2 separate regions of the Homo sapiens genome follow, and region 1 is linked to region 2. Evidence: read pairs that join two places in POLR2A ChIA-PET (ENCODE). Cell type or tissue: PC-9. All regions are shown on one strand. Each heading gives the region's core, and the rest is flanking DNA. Links, peaks and the distances in the headings are about the cores only.

What was found. Peaks named below come from ENCODE experiments on the same cell type or tissue, not always from the same donor. Only the 100,000 strongest peaks of a DNase experiment are listed, where the experiment ranks them.
Region 1: POLR2A ChIA-PET joins it to region 2 with 6 read pairs; 3 of 35 experiments call an interaction of 5 or more read pairs at or near these places.

What each region holds. Positions count from the first base shown.
Region 1 is chr5:169,591,176-169,595,576 of GRCh38, forward strand. It overlaps SPDL1 (spindle apparatus coiled-coil protein 1), which reads left to right. Exons shown (of 12, transcript NM_017785.5): 3 at 1-49; 4 at 2,179-2,373; 5 at 2,970-3,119; 6 at 3,219-3,317; 7 at 3,396-3,506. Among named protein-coding and RNA genes, the nearest start is that of SPDL1, 9.6 kb to the left of the region's middle. In PC-9, for the core only: no CTCF peak of the experiment used is centred there; a DNase peak (open chromatin) is centred at 1,936; H3K27ac peaks cover 732 bases.
Region 2 is chr5:169,420,977-169,425,377 of GRCh38, forward strand. It overlaps LOC124901131 (a long non-coding RNA gene), which reads right to left. Exons shown (of 2, transcript XR_007059043.1): 2 at 1-68. Among named protein-coding and RNA genes, the nearest start is that of SLIT3, 120 kb to the left of the region's middle. In PC-9, for the core only: no CTCF peak of the experiment used is centred there; no DNase peak of the experiment used is centred there.

The DNA.
Region 1 (4,401 bases), core at 191-4,190, 170 kb after region 2:
ACAACTAAGCAGAAGCCATGGACAGGAAGTGAATGAACTAAAAACTAAGGTTGGGATATCTGCGTATTTCAGCACAAAATATTCCATATTTATGCAGCCATCTGTAAACTTTAGATGATAAAGATTTTCTTAAGTGTCAGCTTTGCAAAATAGCCAAGATCTAAGTCTTCATTATCTTAATATTGGGGGTGGGAACACTGAGATACAAGAGTTTGTCTAAGGGACTTGTATAAATTATATCCTATTAATTAAATACAATTATTTAATTTTGGTTGCTGGATATTTGTGAAGGTTTAGTTTAGTGACTAGCATGGCCTCCTTGCTGATAGTGGGTACAGCAGCCCCTTGCAGAAAGCCTCGTCTCCTAGCCTTCCCTGCAGTCAGTGGTATGCTTTGTAATTCTGTAAAACAGACCAGTAGTTTCTTACTAGTTAATGTGCATTACAAATGACACTTTATAGTTTGTTTACTGAGGATAAACTAATACATGTGCTCCAGTTCTTACAATAATATTGTGGAAAGGTACCATTATCATTTCCATATACCAGATGAAAGAGCCAGTGTTTAGACAGACTGAGTAAATTGGACACAATTCAAGAACTAGAAATTCTCCATCTAGGTTTGAACTGAGGCTGTCTGACTCCAAAGGCTGTGTTACTGAATCACTACATAGTCTAACAGCATGTTACACTGGCTCCATTTCAAACATAAACGCAAGATAAATGATTGGTCAGTGGTTTTCCCTTTTCCCAGCTAGCCAGTGCTTTCAGGTTGCTTCTGAGGAATCCAGAACTTTTTATCATGGATCTGCTTTGTGTATAGTCTATACTCTGACTTTTCCAGACACTGTCTACCAAAACTTGCCTGACTTTTGTCCTCCTTTCTCAGAAGTCTGTTACCCAATTTTCAGCTTCTTGTATAGCAGCCTCTAAGATTTTTCTTTTTCTGTATACCACCTATACTATTACTTAATTTCTCATTGACTCTCTTTTAATGTTTACTGATTTTAAGAAACATCAATGAAAGTATTTTTTTTTCCTTTTTTTTTTTTTTTTTTTTGAGGCAGAGTCTCACACTGTCGCCCAGGCTGGAGTGCAGTGGCATGATCTCGGCTCACCTGCAACCTCTGCCTCCCGGGTTCAAACGATTCTCCTGCCTCAGGCTCCTAAGTGGCTGGGATTACAGGTGTGCGCCACCACGCCCAGCTAATTTTTGTATTTTAATAGAGACAGGGTTTCACCATGTTGGTCAGGCTGGTCTCTAACTCCTGACCTCGTGATCCGCCCACTTCAGCCTCGCAAAGTGCTGGGATTACAGGCCTGAGCCACTGCGCCTGGCCAAAATTACATATTTAAGCTTGCTTATTTTTTCCCAGTATACACTAAAACAAACATAGCTATCTAAATATACCTTCATGTAATATATAATCATCTTGCATACCACTCTGACAGATAATATCATCCAGCTTGTCTGAAACTAGTCGGATTTGAGGCCCTAATGACTGATAATGATGTGCTTTCTTCCCCCTCTGGTTGTTATTTTTATTTTTGCAATAGTTTTCATCACCTAAACAAAAAAGAGTAATAAAGGGAGTATTCAGGACTGAGGTAAGGCTAATTATAGAGATGGCTTTTTTTTTTTTTTTTTTTTTTGGTGGAGCAAAGAGTACATTAGTGAAATATTTTGTTTTACTGATTTTCTCAAATCACTTATGCCAAAATTTGGATTTTTTTAATACCTTTTCTTCTCTTATTTTTCACATTTAATTCATCAAGTTCTAAGAACTTGACCTACAAAACATCTATGACGCTACTGCCACTCCAATCCAGACCTTCATCATCTCTTTCCTGGACTACTGCTGTAGCCTTCTGACCAGGTTGCTTGCTTCCATTGTTTCTCTTCATGCCAGTCATTCTTCACACAGTAGCCAAGTGGTCCGCATCATAGTGCCTCCAGATTGCTTCTGAGGCATCCAGACCCACCCCGATTACTCATGGATTATTTCTATGTTTATTAAACAAGGTGTGTCACTAGCTGTTAAAAGATGCCTAACCTTGGGCAAATAGGAAACTCCAATAGTATCATCATTCAGTAAGTTTGGTTCAATCAGTTCAATCAGTGATTGTTTTTAGAAAGAAAATAACTTTCAATTTATGACTTTTTTTTTTTTGGCTTTAGATAGAAAAACTGAAAGTGGAATTAGATGAAGCCAGGCTTAGTGAAAAGCAGCTGAAGCACCAAGTAGATCATCAGAAGGAACTCCTCTCTTGTAAATCAGAGGAACTGCGCGTAATGTCTGAACGTGTGCAGGAAAGCATGTCTTCAGAGATGCTGGCTCTTCAAATTGAGCTGACAGAAATGGAGAGTATGAAGGTAATTTTTATGGCATGTGTTTCTCAGGGTTTTCTCTTTTTTTTTCTGGCATATTTTTACATGTTTTGGTAATAATTCTTAAGAGCTAGTTTGAAGGCTGAAACATTTTTTGACCTAACTTGCATCTAACTAATTAAAAAATGGGTTTTTTTTAGGTGGATGACTTCATTCATAATATAGCTTTAGACTATATGATTATGTAAGGCAGCCTTTCTCTTAGATTAATGAAACGTCTGGAAGAATTTAGAGGCATATACTCTGATCCCAGATTTTATCGTAAGAGCCCAGTGTAAAACGTTGGCTCAGTGGAAGTTGAAATGCATGTGAACTTGGTTTTTTCATTGAAAGCTAAGGTTAATTAAAAATTAAAGCCTGAAATTGATAGAGGAAAAAGGGCAGTCTCTAAAGCCATTTGTTTCCTTGTTGAAAAATTTAACAGTAATAGTAATTTCTATTATTTTAGAATGTACCTGACAACTTTTGACTGGTTCTTTAGTTTTAATTTTGGATGTGAACCACAACTGAGATAAACTGAGCAGCTGCCAAATGAAAGATTATTCAAGAGAATTTCCTCCTTTTCAATTCCTGTTAAATAGACCACCCTCAAAGAAGAAGTGAATGAACTACAATACAGACAAGAACAGCTAGAACTTCTTATTACTAACCTAATGCGCCAGGTAGACCGGCTTAAAGAGGAAAAAGAGGAGCGAGAGAAAGAAGCAGTTTCTTACTATAATGCCCTAGAGGTACTATGATTACAGTAACATCATGTTTTCCAATTTATCATAACTTATTTTCTTGCTAATGTAATCTCTGTTGCCTAAATTGTTTTCTTTTGAATTTAGAAAGCTCGTGTAGCAAATCAAGATCTTCAGGTACAGTTGGACCAGGCACTCCAGCAAGCCTTGGATCCCAATAGTAAAGGCAACTCTTTGTTTGCAGAGGTACTTATAAGTATCCTAACTACTAAATTGGTATTTTCATTTACTACCAGAACAATTAAGCATGTTAATATTTTGTAGGTGGAAGATCGAAGGGCAGCAATGGAACGTCAGCTCATCAGTATGAAAGTCAAGTATCAGTCACTAAAGAAGCAAAATGTATTTAACAGAGAACAGATGCAGAGAATGAAGGTATAGAACTTTCACTATCAAAGGTTTATTAAACAAATTTTGTGTCAGCATTACATGTATGAATACATCAAAGAAACTAGCTTTTTCTGCAAGGAGTGTACTTATATAGTTGTTTCTAGAACTGCATGATTTCAAAAAATCAATTTTGAAATTAAAAGATTCATTTATAGTTTAAAAATCTTGGAATAAATATTTAGTAATAGTATATTTAGCAATGATTATTGTTTGTTTTAATGGTTACTCACTAGCTTTGACTTAAATCTTTCTTTGTGGAGTAGAAGAAAGAAAAGTATTTATTTCTTATTCTTGGCCTGATGTCTTTCCAAGCATAGCCCTAGGGTTCCTACTTCAGCTGAAACTCGCTGCCTCACCATTCCTCTGCTCTTTCACCAAGGCTTATTATGGAGTGAAATTTGGATTATTCAGGGTTCCCTTTCCTTGTAGCTCCTCAAGTCAAGCACATAGACCCTTTTAATTTTACGGGTTTTGTTGGTTGTCATTCTAGCCAAATAAGAGGTAGCAGAAAAACATGTGGGAATTAGAAAGATTTCAGTATTGTAACAGTCCTTAGAATCCTGATCCCTCATCCATTGTGCCTCACTCTACTGAGGTAGTAATTGGAATCTGGAAAGGCTTCCTTCCTTTTATTCAGAATCATGGGCTTTGCCAAAGAAATGGGAAAGGTTAATGATTAAATTTGGGAGTTAGGTGGATTTGGGTTTGAATCATAGTTTTGTCACTTGCTAGCTCTGTGACCTTGGACAAGTATTTTAACTTTGAAAGCAACAGTACCTCATCTATTAAGTGAAGATGATAGAACCCCCTCTTAGAATTGTCCTACAGTTAAATGAAAGTGTAGTAAAATACTTAACCTGCTACTTGGCAAATGAGTGTT
Region 2 (4,401 bases), core at 292-4,291:
TGACCAAAGCAAGTCACACAGGCTCTTCTAACTTCAAGGCAGTAGAGCAGTGTAATTTTACATTATGCCTAAAAGGAGGAGAAAGCAAGTTAGTAGTTCATATTAAGGAACTAACGGGAAGTTTATATGCTTCTTATGTCAAACCCTCAGGAAGTAGAAACTCAGAAAATTATTTATGTACAAACATGTATATTGAAGCACTGCATATACAAACAAAAAATAAAAACAGAAACTATCAGAACATCCAACAGTAGGTCCTAAAATATTTATTCTTAAATAAATCAGTCTAGCCATAGGATAGATAATTTTCTCGTGTTCTAAAGTGTTGCTTTTGAAGACTGTTTAATGATACAGGAAAATTCTCACAATACGTTTAAGTGAAGTAAAGAATAAAGAATTGCACTGTTTTATTAATATTAATATAAAAGTAAACTACCAAGAAAACAAAGGAAACATACTAAAATATTAATGATGGCTATCTCTACATTAATGTTATTGTTTTCTTTGTGCTTTTCTATATTTCTTTAGTTCTTTATGCAGATGAGTAAATTTTTAAATAATCAATTTAAGAAGATTATTTAACATAGAAATATATGGATGTTTATCACAGCAATTTTTTAATAGCAAAAATTGTAAACATCTAAAATCTACAGGAGGGAGTTGGTAAAAAATTATAGTTCAGTCAAATAATAGATATGATGAAGCATTTAAAAATTAAGATCTATTTGATCTGCTATGGAACATTTGCTAAGATATATTAAGTGAAAAAACATGGTGCAGAAAAGTGGGTATAGTATACTGCCATGTATTTAAACGTGTATGCATACACACATTTTTGAAGAGAATGCACAAATACTGCTAAAAGTGGTGCCTTTGGGTGGGGAAAACTAAGAGACTGAAGAAATGACTCATAGCTGTCTGTGGAAGGATGACTTTCAATTTTAAGTCCTTTACATTATTTGATTTTTTTAACCCTGTGTGTGTATTATTTATCTTGAGTTCTATTTTAGAAAAAAATTATAAACAAATAAATAAATCAGATGCCGGCTCTGGCAGATATGTCATAACTGCTGGTTTCCTTCCCTGCCCTTTTCCTGTCTTTAGGCTATTTCACTCAATGCCTCAGCCCTAGGCTGGACCGTAGCTACAGTTTAACAAGGCTTAGGGATTGAAAATGAATTTCATTGATCTGTCTGCCATTCTGAACACAAATAACAAAGGGTCCCCCAAAGCTGTCTGACTCAGGTATAGGGAATACCAGTCATCTTTTCACCTGGGCTACAGGCAGCTGACACTTTTCCCATGGACCCATGAGCTAAAAACACAAAGGCCTCCACACGGCTGAGAGTCAACATCTCCTGCAAATAGCTGACATTGTGAGCCCATGCCTTTGTGTCTGCTCAGAACCATTTAATTCTTGGGAGTTGCTTATATTCATAGATATTGAACTGGACCAATCACTGTGGATAACTTCAGGGTCAAACTTTCTGAAGAAAGAGCGGCACCAATACTGATACAGGAAATCCAGCTCCCAGCTCCCTGGAGCAAGGCATTAGAGAATGGCTTCTTGTAGTTCCATGTCCCAGGACAAATCTGGTGACAGGACAGTCAAGAGTAGAAGAGATTTTGCACCTTAACTTTGTTCTGAAATTAGGCTCTGTAGTTCCCTCCTTCCCATCTCCACTGGGAATGGGCTGTGATAAGTGTTACTTATTCATGCAGCAAATCCCTGGTCCAGGCACTGGGGATACAATAGTAAAGAGATCCAAGTAGGAAACAACTCTGCTTACAAATTATAAATAAAATTTAAATATATAGGATGACACAAGTGCTATGGAGAAAAATTAAGCAGGGATGTGGACAGAAGGTGCAGAAAGAGGCCTCACTCCAAAGCTGAAGCTCTGGTAAAAATCCGAGGGCAGCAGAGAGGGCCTGTGTGGATATGGGGGATGCGTGTTTTGGGAGAAGTGGCTGAGTTTTACCCCTAGTTTGGCAGAAGGTAGAAGTAGTCAGCCAGTGGAGGAGCAGAAATAATGTTTCAATATTTCTGCAATAAAATGTTTTAAAATTTTAAAAGATCTGAATAGTTATGAGAAATAATATAAATGTTCAGCAGCAGTTATATCATGGTATAAGCATGAAGTAGACTATAATCTAGTCACTAACAACCCTGGATTTGCAAGAATATTCAACAAGGTAGGATAATACACTCAAAGTAAAACGTTGAGTGGGAAAGGCAGAATGCAAAATTATCATCACATTTGTCATGCTCACTGTAGTAACCTAGTGTGGCACCCAGAACAGTGGTTGGTACATAGTGGATATGCAATCAATAGTGATAAATAGCTGTTGATTAAGTTAATTGCTGAGCATAAGCATGGTGGAAAAATAACTTGAAGAAAATGCATCAAATTATCAACAGTGGTTGGCCCGCAGTGATGGAATTCTTGATAATTTTCATTGGTGTATTTTAAAGCTTCCCAGATGATTCCAATATGAAGCCAGGGTTGGAAATGACTGTCTCACGCATGTCCGATTTTATTATCTGAGGTATATATTTAAATCCTCCATGCATAGATAAGGAACTGAAGTTCAAAGAGGTGAGGGTCAGCTTGCCCAAGGCCATAAGGTAGGCAGTGAGATAGCAGGTGATCTAGCCCCAAACCTTATGGAACTCACTTAGCCTGTTATTTTTACTTGAAACAGCTGATACCCAAGGAAAGCTCTGGGAGGACTTCCCCAAGGTACAGACTGGTCACTGGTGAATCAGCACTGAACCTGAAGTTCCTGCACACTGTTTGGGATTCTTTTCAGACACCTCGTGCTGTTGAGACAGGGAGAGCAGATGCCAAAAAAACACTCACAACTCTGACAGGGAGTTTCACCTCTGACCAAGCTCAGTCAGAATTCCAGGTTTGGCTCCATCTAGTCCCACCTTAGTGAGAATGCAGAGGCTTCCCTCTCATGCCAGAAGCTGGCCTCTAAGAGTGCAGTGTCCACCCTTCTCTTCAGGATACATGAGAATCCTGGAAGCCCATTAAACAAGGGTTGTCTGCATGGGGTGCTTGAATGGAGGCCAGGCAACATCTTAAGCACAAGTATTACTTGATTATGGGGACTATCTGGCTGATGATTGGTCATTCTCACTGGGTGACAGTGACAAAGATAAATGTGTGCTACCTTGGCTGCTATTTAACTCTGGTAATGAGTAGTTTCTGCTGTGCTGGAAGCTCCTAGTTCATCATTCTCTAACTGTGGGGTCTCCCTCGTTTTTCCTCAACCCAACCGCCTTTAGTCTTAAGGTAGGAAAACTGATCTAAAGGTATCCGCTAGAAACTTCCTTCCATCTCACCTTTTGGAAACATATAGTATGGATTTGTGTGGCCTTTGCTTCTTGTTTCTGCAGTGGGTGACTCAGGCCTTGTGACAGAAACAAGGAGGAGGATGGAGGAGCCTTCAGAGTTATACTCCTCTTGTCTTATTGACTCAAATGTAAAGAGGAAACCAAGATGACTGGCAAAGCAATACCTCCCTGTGACAAAGGCAACAGACCAAGAACCTCAAGGTAGTTTTTAGAATGCTTCTTTTTACCCCTGGGTGATATATGTGAAAGAAAACTGAGTATTATCAATATTATTGCAACTATTATCTACCGTAGTCTATTACAATAAAGCTTAAAATAAATCTGTCCAGAAGCCTGCCCCTCCAACAATTGATTTCCTTTTCAGGCAAGCCAAAGAATTCCCTTGGAAGGATAAAACTACCAGGCAGTCTGAGCTGGATGGAACACGCTGGTGCAAATGCAAAAGGTCACCGTTGGACTTGGCCAAGCTAGTAAATGTCAATAAGCTGGAGCTCCTTGCAACTTCAGCTTCTGCATGTCGGGCAGTGCACCTCACCATCAGGCCTAGGCCCCCACCTCTGCAGCCCACGCTGACCCAGCTTGTCCCACTGAGAGACCCCTTCTGAATTGCTCACATGGCAACCTATCCATCCAGAGTTCTCAACATAACAAAAGCTCTGGCCAGGCCTTTTTGCAAGCTAGCCTTTTTCTGCATATAACCATTTACAGATTTGAGTCTTTCCCTCCTTGATACAAAGAAAAACAATAACAGAGAGGCTCATGAAATTGCAAAATCATGGAACACAATTCTCTGTACCCTTTCTACAGGCACACCCTCTCAGCTCCATGAAGGAGCCCAATTCTTCATTGTTCCCAGGGCTTTTTGCCAAGAAGTGAACTTTAAAGAAATAAGATCATAAAGATCCACATATCAACAAGTCCATAGAAGCCCCTGGGAATCTCATTGGAATGGGAGGCCTAACATATCCTAGACATTAACTTCCCCAGGCCCACTGCATTGGCTCAAGCCAGTTGAGAACTTGGCTTTCTACTAAAAT